2 separate regions of the Mus musculus genome follow, and region 2 is linked to region 1. The links are chromatin loops, found by intact Hi-C in ENCODE. Cell type or tissue: left cerebral cortex. All regions are shown on one strand. Links, peaks and the distances in the headings refer to the core of each region. The heading gives the core; the rest is flanking DNA.

What was found. A loop is a pair of places that touch in the nucleus more often than their neighbours do. Peaks named below come from ENCODE experiments on the same cell type or tissue, not always from the same donor. Only the 100,000 strongest peaks of a DNase experiment are listed, where the experiment ranks them.
Region 2: a loop joins it to region 1, with 2.7 times the contacts of the local background. A loop is called at or near these places in 6 of 42 quality-filtered maps.

Annotation. Positions count from the first base shown.
Region 1 is chr1:128,873,259-128,878,640 of GRCm38, reverse strand. No RefSeq gene overlaps it. Among named protein-coding and RNA genes, the nearest start is that of Gm23056, 10 kb to the left of the region's middle. In left cerebral cortex, for the core only: a CTCF peak has its summit at 3,196 (motif pointing left); a DNase peak (open chromatin) is centred at 3,181.
Region 2 is chr1:128,997,384-129,002,765 of GRCm38, reverse strand. No RefSeq gene overlaps it. Among named protein-coding and RNA genes, the nearest start is that of Gm23056, 110 kb to the right of the region's middle. In left cerebral cortex, for the core only: no CTCF peak of the experiment used is centred there; DNase peaks (open chromatin) are centred at 2,460 and 2,710; H3K27ac peaks cover 248 bases.

The sequences.
Region 1 (5,382 bases), core at 226-5,225:
ATTCTTCTAAACAGCCTTAGAACCATCTCAGCCCTTAAGAAAGAAAGGACAATAACAGCTATCATAGCCACACAGTAAGCCAATGTTCTAGACACTACAGTTTTGGCTGCCAATCTCCTGCCTACAGGAGCAGGGCTTGTAAGCCAGGCAGGTGGGTGGATGGAAGCAGACAGTGTGGGGAGGATATGAGCCACACCATCCCTAAAGAAAGTGTCTATTTTATAACTTCAGACCTGCATTTCACCCATGAACATCAACTCAGCTCAGCTCAGCACAGCCAAGCCTGTATTCCCCAAGAAGTACTGGGTCCATGGAATTCCAAAGGAAGGCCTTCTATAGCTTGTTGTGTTTTGTGTTGCTGGATACTTGTTTTAGTTTGTTTCGATTTCGTTTTAAGGCATAGCCTCTTATAGTCCAAGCTGGTCTCAATTCACTGTATAATCTATCGATGACCATGAACTTTTGATCCTCCATGTCTTGAATGCTGTGAATACAGATGTGTGTCATCATGCTGAGTTAACTCAGTGCTGGGTGGGTCAAATACAAGGCTCTGTGCATTCATGGCAAGCACCCTACCCACTGGGTCACAGAACCAGCAGATAGATGATTGTCTCTGATAGTAAACTCTGCTTACTGCAAACCACACCGCTAGACTGTCCAGACTCTCAAGTCCCTGCTGGGTATCAGTGTCCTCTAGCTCCCACTTTGGCCTTGTTTCCCAGCCTGCAGAGCACCACTTGCAAATGGTACCTTTCCTCTGGAACTAAGAACAGCCCCTCCCAACTCTTTCCCACCCTGCTGTGCAGAATGGTACCTAACTGTCTCTTTATCCTCACAATCCTGTTGGTGAGGAATGAGTGAGCGAGTGAATGACTGCTTCTGTTTTCCCATAAGGCTGGAATTCATATCCCCTTCCCACAGAAGAGGGACCAAGCTTCAGATGGCATGAGGGACTTGTGCCAAGAACTGCATCTCCTGAGAGACTGAGAGAGAATCTAGCCAGGTCTGCCTTGCCCCCAGCCTGAGCTGTTGGGAGCCTCCTGCTGTGCTGAATTTCTCCCCGTGCCCTCGGGAGCTCTAAATCATCAGAAAGCACCAGTGTGGTAGCCTGAATCACAAGCATACAGCACACTTAAATTATGGGTTTTTTTAAATCCACTTTAAAAATGTGGAACATGGACCAGCAAGGTGATTCAGGGTCTAGAAGCCCATGTAGTCAAGCCTGAAAGTCTGGATTCGAACCCTGGGACCCACATGATAGAAGGAGAGAAGAACCAAGGGCTATAACTTGCCCTCTGACCACCACACAACTACCAGGATACATGCGTTCACGTGTGTGTAGAATAAAATGAAATTTAAACTTCTTAGTATGACACAACAGGACTGCAGATTAGGACAGCGACTCTGAAAAGCAACATGGATAGTTCCCAGAAAACAATAACAATATGTCCTCAGTGTGACCCAGCTGTCCCACACTCCTGAGCATTTTTCCCCAAAGGACTCAAAGCCAACCCATCACAGGGATACTTGAACACCCATGTGTACTGCAGCAGTCTGCACACAAGCTAAGTTATGGGACCAAGCAACGTGGCAATGTGTGAGGAAACTATGGCTTTTCCACACAGTGGGATGCCTGCACCATAGAGAATGATGAAGTCACGTCCTCTGCAGTCAGCTAAGTGTGGTCAGAGATGTATATAGTAATGCAATTAAGTCAGCCTCAGAAAGACAAATACCTGTGTTTTCTCTCATTTATGGGTCTTAGATTTTTACAGAGATGCTTAAGATTATATATATATATACATGTTGATATATAGATATATATGACATGAAAGTAGAAATAAACTCTCTACGATGCTAAAGGGGACTAACAGACAGAGGAATGGAAGAGGGGTGGGAGATGCGAGCAGTATGCTCACCATATAACATATGCATGTATGAAAGCTTAAAAGTCCATCCATAAATGTGTGTGTGTGTGTGTGTGTGTGTGTGTGTGTGTGTGTGTGTGTGCACAATGCCTCTCTTTTTCATCCATGAAGAGAACAGAGTTACGTCATTATCAGGAAATGTGCTCACTTGGAGAGAAGCTTGCTCAGCAAATTAAGCCAGTCTCAGAAGAACAAAAACCGTAAGTTTTCATTTGTAGTTCCTAGATTTTATGTAGATATGTAAAATTGTGTCTGAGCCATAAAAGCAGGAGAGAATCCATCTAGGGCCTGAGATTAACTAGGAGAAAGGGGGACAGGGAAGAGGGCATAGGGGAATGTGCTCAATATACAATATGTATTTGTATAAAATTTTAAATAAATTATTCTGGGGCAGGTGAGAGAGTTAATGTACTTGCCACCAAGCCTGATGACCTAAGTGCAGAACCCAGGTGGACCCACACATGTCCCGTGACCTGCATACCTTCACATCCATACATTCACACACACACACACACACACACACACACACCAGGGCTTTGAACTGGTCCACCCTAACATCTACTCCATCTACAAACTGCTCTTAGAACACATGAAGGAGCCAGTCCTGTGAAACCAAAGCTGCAGGACCTCCATAATACAGGCAACAACAGGATATTCAAGAAAAGTCCTAGTGAGGCTCCTCTGCAGAAGCCAGAGGCCTCAAATCAGACCAGTGATTTATTAGCAAGAAAAGGTGTTTGGCAAAAGGGTATACTGACTGTGTGACACACACTGTTATCATGGCAAGAGGGTTGGGGGCTTGGGGTTTTTTTTCTTTGCTTTTTGGGTATTTGTTTTCTTTGTGCAAGGAGGTTGCCAGGGCAGAGGGCAGATATGGAGGGAGATGCGTAGGATTGGACTGCAGGATGTGAAACTCAAAAAGAATCAATAAGAAGTTTTTGTAAAAGTTGAAATTTTCAAATATTTTAAAACTCAGTCATTTTTAATAAACTGAGTTCCTTCTCTCAGGCAAAGCCTAAGTGGACAGACAAATCTAAACTTAAAACACCCATCAATTATCACCGGATATTGTATTGTCACACACTCCCTTCCAGTCATTCAAAGGGTTTTCAAGCACTAAATGTATCCAGTTCTACCTTGGACCATTTGACTATTCAAATGAGCTGAAACCCCACCCTCATCTACAGGCAAACCCGTAAAGCCCCGCAACAACTCTAGGTACCACGGTGGCTGGCAAAATCCAAGTGCCTGTCCTGCCACCTTGTGGTCAGTTAGAGTAATGCACCTACAGAGCAAGAAAAAAAATAAAAGCCAAGAGAAAACGAATACACACGTCTGAGAAGCATCAGCATTCGAGAGCATTAAAAACGCCCTAAGGAGAGGACCCTGGAGAGGGATACTTTTCTCCAAACAGTTAAAGCTTTACAAGAATGAGGCAAATTTCAAATGTCCCAAGTCTAAACCAAACACATTTTTGTTTATTTGTTTTTAATATGTTACTTTTTAAACAAGGTCTCATTTAGCCCAGACTGGCCTTGAATGTAACAGAACATCTGCCCTGAACTTATGATTCTCCTGCCTCCACCTCCTGAGTGCTGAGATTACAGGCAAGAGAGCGCTCCACCATGCCAGATTCATTTAGCGCTGGAGATGGAACAGACACTTAAACGTTATTCAGAAAAGGGCTCTTGAGCATCGGGGTCCTGTCAGTCTCTGGGGCTCAGGGTCAAATGTCAACATTCACTCACTCCCTTCAATCCAGGATCTCTGAAATCCATATCCCTTTTCTCTGTGTCATTAATGAATTTATCGTGGTTAAAATATTGGCATGAGAGCAGAGGAGATGGCTGAGGGGGCAAAGTCACGCAAACCCGAGGATCCCGGAGTTTGATCCCGGAGCCCATGTGGAGGTGGAAGGAGACAGCGTCCACAAAGCCATCCTCCAGACTCTACACACACCATGTCACACGTGCCCACACGCACATCAAACATACACAGACATACTAAATACTAGGACTAACACAGACCTGCCACTGCAGGGGGCCCTGTTTAATACTGTCCAGTGTCTTCACACTGGGAAACATCTCCCAGGACTGATTCTCTCTGGAAAACTGAACTTTTTCTTTTAAAGAGCTCTCCATCGCCCTCCCCTCAGCTCTGACAAGCTCTCTTCTCTCTGTCTCTGAGTTCTGCTCTTCCAGGGCCCTCGTACAGTAACATGAAGTCCACGTGACTTAGCGGGTTCCAGCGTGTGGTGGGATTTCCTTCCTTTGACGGTGTGTGTAGCCATTTCTATGCAGCCCTTCTGGAAGCAGCTGCAGCACCTGATCTGATCTCTGGCTCCTGTAACCCTGCTGCTGCGGCACAGTGTGATCCATTCTTAACGGTATAACCGGAAGCAGGCCTGCGGGGTCACACTGGAACTCTTTCTGATATCTTCCGTTCTAACAGCCCTAAGTGATTTTGAAAACAGAACCTCTAATGGCCTCAACCTTCACCACACAGGTGGGAAACCAGGCAGGACCTGGGAAGGAAAGGAAGCCATGGCTGAGGTCCGGGTCAGTCAGTTCTCACCTTCTAAGGAATACACATGAGATCACATGCACTTCCAATTACTCAGACCGCTAACAGCCTTGAGGAGATAGAGAATAAATACAAAACAAATAAATCACTCTGTGAGTCTCTCGCTGACTCTGTCTATGTCTTTGTCTCTGTCTCTCTCTCTCTGTCTCTGTCTCTCTCTGTCCCTGCCCCTCCTCTCTCTCTCTCTCTCTCTCTCTCTCTCTCTCTCTCTCTCTCTGTGTGTGTGTGTGTGTGTGTGTGTGTGTGTGTGTGTGTGTAAATCAGGGTCTCAGGGACCCAAGGCTAACCTCAAGTTCTATATGTAGCCAAAGATGAAAATAATTTCTTATTTTTTCATTTTTTTAATGTGTGGTGTGCACATGTGTATGCATGTTTGCATATGTGTAGGTGCACAAGGCTGTGGGTGTGCATGTATGAATGTGCATGTTCACGTGCACAAGGAGGCCCAAGGTCAGTGCTGAGAATAATTCAATGGCCCTTTCACCTTATTCACTGAGGCAGAGCCTCCAGCAAACTGAGTTTATCAACCTGGCTCTTCTCACCAGACAGCCTATTCTGGGCATCCACTGTCTCCGCCTGCCAGGGCTAGGATTACAGATGGGCCGCACCTCTCACCCAGCATTTAGGTGGGTTCTACAGTCTGAATTCTTGTCCTCACGCTTGTGGGACAATCACCTTAACTCTGAGCCAAGTCCCCAGAACATCCCTGATCCCTCCCGATCCTCCCACCTCCCTGGAATTACAGAGAAAGTACCGCTGACTGGGGCCTTGGAGTAGGCACGGAACACACCCAGACACAAAGTTCTCAGCACAAAGGAGAAGATTACCCTGGAGGGACACTGGGTGGGTGTGAGGGTCTACCTCTTAGCGG
Region 2 (5,382 bases), core at 239-5,238, 120 kb before region 1:
TCCATTACCTCATTTCAATAGATCAATGCTGTGAATTTTTTGAACCCACAGACTTGAACTACTATTTGCAGTTACTTGCCTGTGCACAAAGACAGCTGTTTACCTTATTGAAACCCAAGATTATAGACTTTGGAAAATATAACTTCGGAGATTGGGGACCCATTGAGATGCTGAGCCTACTCTTCCCAGCCCCCCCCCTGCTCTCACACCAAGACAAGATCAATGGGTAAGACACCCACAGAGAGGCCCTCTGTCAACTTTGCACACACTGTTCTGCCAACTCAGCAAAGCCAAAAAGCAATGGTCTGCTAATTGTGCTGTGTGGTCACAGCCAGGAGCTCCAGGCGACTTCCAAATCATTGCCAGGAAGAAGAGGGGGCTTTGTTCATTGGAAATTTTCCAGTTTAAAAACAATATAGATCCATGGTTTTTGTCTTTTCCTGGGAAATGTTCATTCCATAGCTATCAACTAATTATGATTTTCTTTCTTTGCTAATTTTGGACTGATCGATACCTGTAAGATACAATGTAAAAACAATAAGATCAAGTGTCAAAATTATGCTGAGAAGCTAAGAATGTTCATCAGACCAAACACAGTAAACAGGATTTGTCTGACAGAAAATGACAAAACTATGCCATCAAGACTAATCAACTAAAGAATTTTAAAGCTGACCTTGCCCAGGCCCTTAAAGCTGACAGTAAAATTAGCATTATAGAGACTGGGGAGATGGCCTGGTAGGTAAGAGCATTCACTGCACAAGCATAAGAAACCTGCATTTGAATCTATAGCATTCACATAATAAGCTGGGTGTGGCCATACATGCACCTCTTATCCCAGCACTGTTGGGAGTAGAGACTGGAAACTCTGGGGCTTGCTAGATGTCAGTCTAGCTCCAGGTTCAGTGATGCTTGCTTCCTCTGGCCTCCAGGGCATGCATCTCTCTACTGCTCCCCCTCCCTCTTCCCCTCCCCCTTCCCCTCCCTCTCCCTCACTTCCTCTCCCCTTCCCCCTCCCCCTCTCCCTCTCCCTCTCTCTCTCTCTCTCCCTCTACCTCTCTCTCTCTCCCCTCCCCCTCCCCCCCTCTCTCTCACACACACACACACACACACACACACTTGGTCTCTAATATCTTCCCATGACCCATAACTTTCTTCTTAAGTCACGAATTCCAACTTAACCACAAAACAGAACAGAACCTAAGTGCCTCCTGGTCACAGGCTTCAAACAGGCATTTTCTCCCACCAGAGCATAAATGGTCTCCTGTGGGAGGTAGCTTGGGGTTCCCTCCATCTCTACATGTACTCTCACCAATTATACACACACACACACACACACACACACACACACACACACACACACACTCAATGCCAGATAGTCCCACTATGTTCATGTCAGTACTAGAGAAGAACTTAAACAGAAGAGGAATTACATATATACATGCTTCCATTCTAAAACATCTATTTAGAACTCCTTTACAAAGTCCTTAATGTAGCCCACGGTAACCATGATGTCAAGCTGCATTTCATGAAGTCTTCACTTGGGAGCCTGTAGCACAAGACTGAGATCTTTGTTTGGAGACTTTTAGTTTGCTAGGCTGACATAACAATATCCCCATAGAACATTATCTACCTATTCTGAAGGCTACAAGTCTAAGATTTAAGTATCCATGGAATTGGCTTCTTCAGAGGTCTTTTTCTTAAATCTAAATGGTTGCTTTCATGTAGTGTGTGTGTGTGTGTGTGTGTGTGTGTGTGTGTGTGTGTGTATGTATACAAGCCAGGGGTCAACTTCAGGTGAACCCATCCACCTTATGTTGAGACATAGCCTTTGTCTTTTTACTTGCATCTCACCAAACTGGGTACTGTTATTGACCAGGAAGCCTCAAGAAATCTTCAAGTCTCTACCTCCTCAGAGCTAAGATTTAAAACCCTGTTTTTTAAAAAAAAATCTGGGCTACAAGGGATCCAACTCTGATTCTCATGAAGGGGCAAACGAGAACACAGGCTGGGAGACAGACAAGACTGTATAAGCATGGGGAGAGAACAATCAAGAGCTGGGTTATGATCACTGGGTCATTTAGAAGTAGGACAGTGCCCAGTGTCCTAATCATAACCAACCCAATACACTAGAAAGATCCTGTGCCCAAATATAATTGCATCTTGAGGAAATGGTGCTCCAGTACGTAAACCAGGCAGAACTAATTGAGCTCCAGCCAGGTCCTGCAGTACAGTTTGACAGCTGAGTCTCACAAGGACATTCTACATGGTTAGAATCTATGTGCTCTTTTCTACCTTGGAGATGCACAGTGACAGGCATGGAGAGCTACCACCCAGGAGAAGAAGCACAGATATCTACAAAAGAAACACAGGGGCTTGATGGAGACACTGGGGAAAGTCTGGCCTCTGGCAGAGTATTTATGGAAGTTGGCAGCTCGGCTCCTTTTGAAGAAGCAGATGGAAGGTGCCAACGCCTGTAGAGGAAGCACTGAGAAGAACTGTAGAGTTCCTGTATGCCTTGGATGGGAAAGCCAGCCAGAAAAGCAAACAAGAAATGAAAGTAAATCTGAGGGTGATGATTAATATTGATTTGCCCCTTGACAGGATCTATAGGCACATAGGAGACAAACTTCTGGGCATATCTGTGAGGCAGTTTCTAGTCTGGGTTGACTGGATCAGGAAGATCTACAACATTGTGGGAAGCCCCACCCCATAGGAGTGGATCCTGACCAGAGGAAAACCTTGGAAGCTGAGCTGAGCACCGGCATCTCTCCACTTCCTGACTGTGAATGCAGTGTGACCAGCTGCCTCAAGCTAGTGACTTCCCCACAGGGAGGGCGTGGCCCCGTGAGGCTGTGAGGAGGATATGCCTTTCCTTCCTTAAGGTCATTTTCTCAGGAATTTTGACCCAGTGTGGGGAAAGTAATTGATTCAATGAAGATCCTGAATGGAAACCTGAAATTAGCATGAAAGCCATGGCAGTTAGGGTGGCCACATTGGTGAGGCCTGTGGCATCTTAGGCCATTGCTGGAGTGGTAGTGACATTGTAAATAGCTCTTTAGAGACTTCTGGAGTATAGGGCTTCTGACTATGTCCTCTGCCCCATGGTCAGGCTCTGTGTGGTTTGGATTACTGTATTGTATTCATTCAGGAGCTTGGAAAGACTGAAACAGCCCATTAAAACAAAATGACACGAATTCCACAAGTGAGAATCTGTTTTTAATGTGAACTGGTTGCTGATATTTTTACACAAGGAACTTGCATATAAAATCTACAGTTCCATTTCTCTAGAGAAATGTGAAGAACTTATAACGAAGCATGGCAGTGGTTGGCCAGAGCTAAGGCACCATCTCTTTGCGGGGAATCACATGTTCTCCATCCCACCATCCTCCTTCCTCATTTAAGTTCCTGCATGGGACAGCAGAAATTTTAGCCCTGGGTCCCTAAGCTCTGCACTTAATGCACCGAATTGTGGGAACCCTGTGGGGTGGTATCTGGTTTAACATTTATCACCATAGTGGCAGATGATACAATTGTCAACCCTGCCATTGTTGAGGATCTGTTGTCACTGAAGATTCCATGTGATATAATTCCCACTGTGGGAGACAAGATATGCACAGATCTTCATTGCAGAAGCCTAAAAGCAGTGGGAAGATTGGCATCCATTCATTTTGTAAGACACTGCAAAATTTTGAGATGACAGTGATTGATGGGATACGGGAGCAGAGGTTCCATAAAGAGGATAGGGGATCATAAACAGGAGTTTTATTGCTCATTGTCACACAGGGTATGAAAGTCTCAGCCTATAGCCACAGATATGAGACAGAGAGCTAGGTCACCTGAGCTTCAGTTACAAAGTGCTGAGATAATCCCATGTGTGGTGTGGGGTAGGGTATCCATTTATGTTTGCATGTGAGTATGTGAGTATTGGTGGCATATGCCTGTGCCACTAAACGCATGCAGAGGCTGAAGGACAAACTCATGTGTCAATCCTCTCCTTATACCTCATTTGAGACAGTCTCTTATTGTTCACTGCTGCATATCTCAAGGTAGATGACCCTTGAGCTTCCAGGAAGTCTCTGTCTCCAGTTCCCACCTTACCACACAAGCACTGGAATTACTGAAGTATACACTATGACAGCTTTACATCATTTCCAGGGATTCAAACTCAGCTCCTCCTGCTTGTTGGGCCAGCACTTCACCCATTGAATCTGCTTCCCAGGCTCAAGTCCTGAGATATTCCTGAAAAGGAGAGCTGGGAACCCAAAGTTTGATGCCCTAAGAGGAACCAGGTTTTAGATACTCGGTATGTCCTGGCACTGAAAAGAAGTGCTTTACTTTTTTGGAGTTGTTGGTCAGGATTGTCTAAGAGAGTCCCAAAATAGTACATAGTATTTCTATTGTCCTGAGTTGCCCAGCCTGCAGGGGAAGATGAGTTCCTATTGCTGATGACACTATGGACTTCAGAAACAGGGTCCAGAGACCCCTGAGCTAGAACTGAGATAATAGCTTCTTCCCCAGGACTAGCTTTCAGAATACCAGGAGTTATACATGCTTCCAACGGAGGGAAGCAATTAACAGTGCTACCCAGCTATGACCCATGAACCATGAACCATAACAATGGTTCATAACAATGTGTAGTAGTGTCATGCATACCTCGGTGGCAACCAACAGCTCTCCAATTGATCTTATAACCCATTCAACAGGAGGAAAATCATGCCTGGTTCTGGAAGCACAGCCAACTACCCAGGACTAGTGAAGCCTGGAATCTTAGAGGATATTCTGCAACCACTACCCTACTAAACCAGTATGTTCCATAACTACATGTTTGTCCTTATACCCACAGATTAGTGTAGTCCTCATCCATTGTAAGAAAAACTTCTTTTTGCAACAGAAAAATCACAACCAATCAAAATGCAGAGTTGTAAAGCCCAGCCCCAGCATATCCATAGGCAGGACAACCCCTACACCTAAGGCTCAGGAAACATTTCAGAAGAGGAGGAGGAAAGATTGTAAAAGACAGAAGAATGGGAAGTTCGTTATGAGATTGTATCTCCTAGAGGTGTCAGAAACTATGCCATAAAGTCTCACTTACAAAGCCATCTGAGCACTGCGATGAACAGAGACAATAACATACAGAAGATGGATAGAGAAAGCCCAAGAGGTCTCAACCCTACTTAAATAACTATAGGCAGCTAAGAAATGCTGAGAGCAGGGGAAATAGTCTCCCTTAGGAGAGAACACACTATTTGGCTATCCCATACCAAAGGCTCAACCCTAAAGACATAAATACAAGTAACATTATTGTGTTGGCTAATGTTATGTCAACTTGACACAGGTAAAGTCATCTGAGAGAAGAGAACCTCAATTAAGAAACTACCTCCA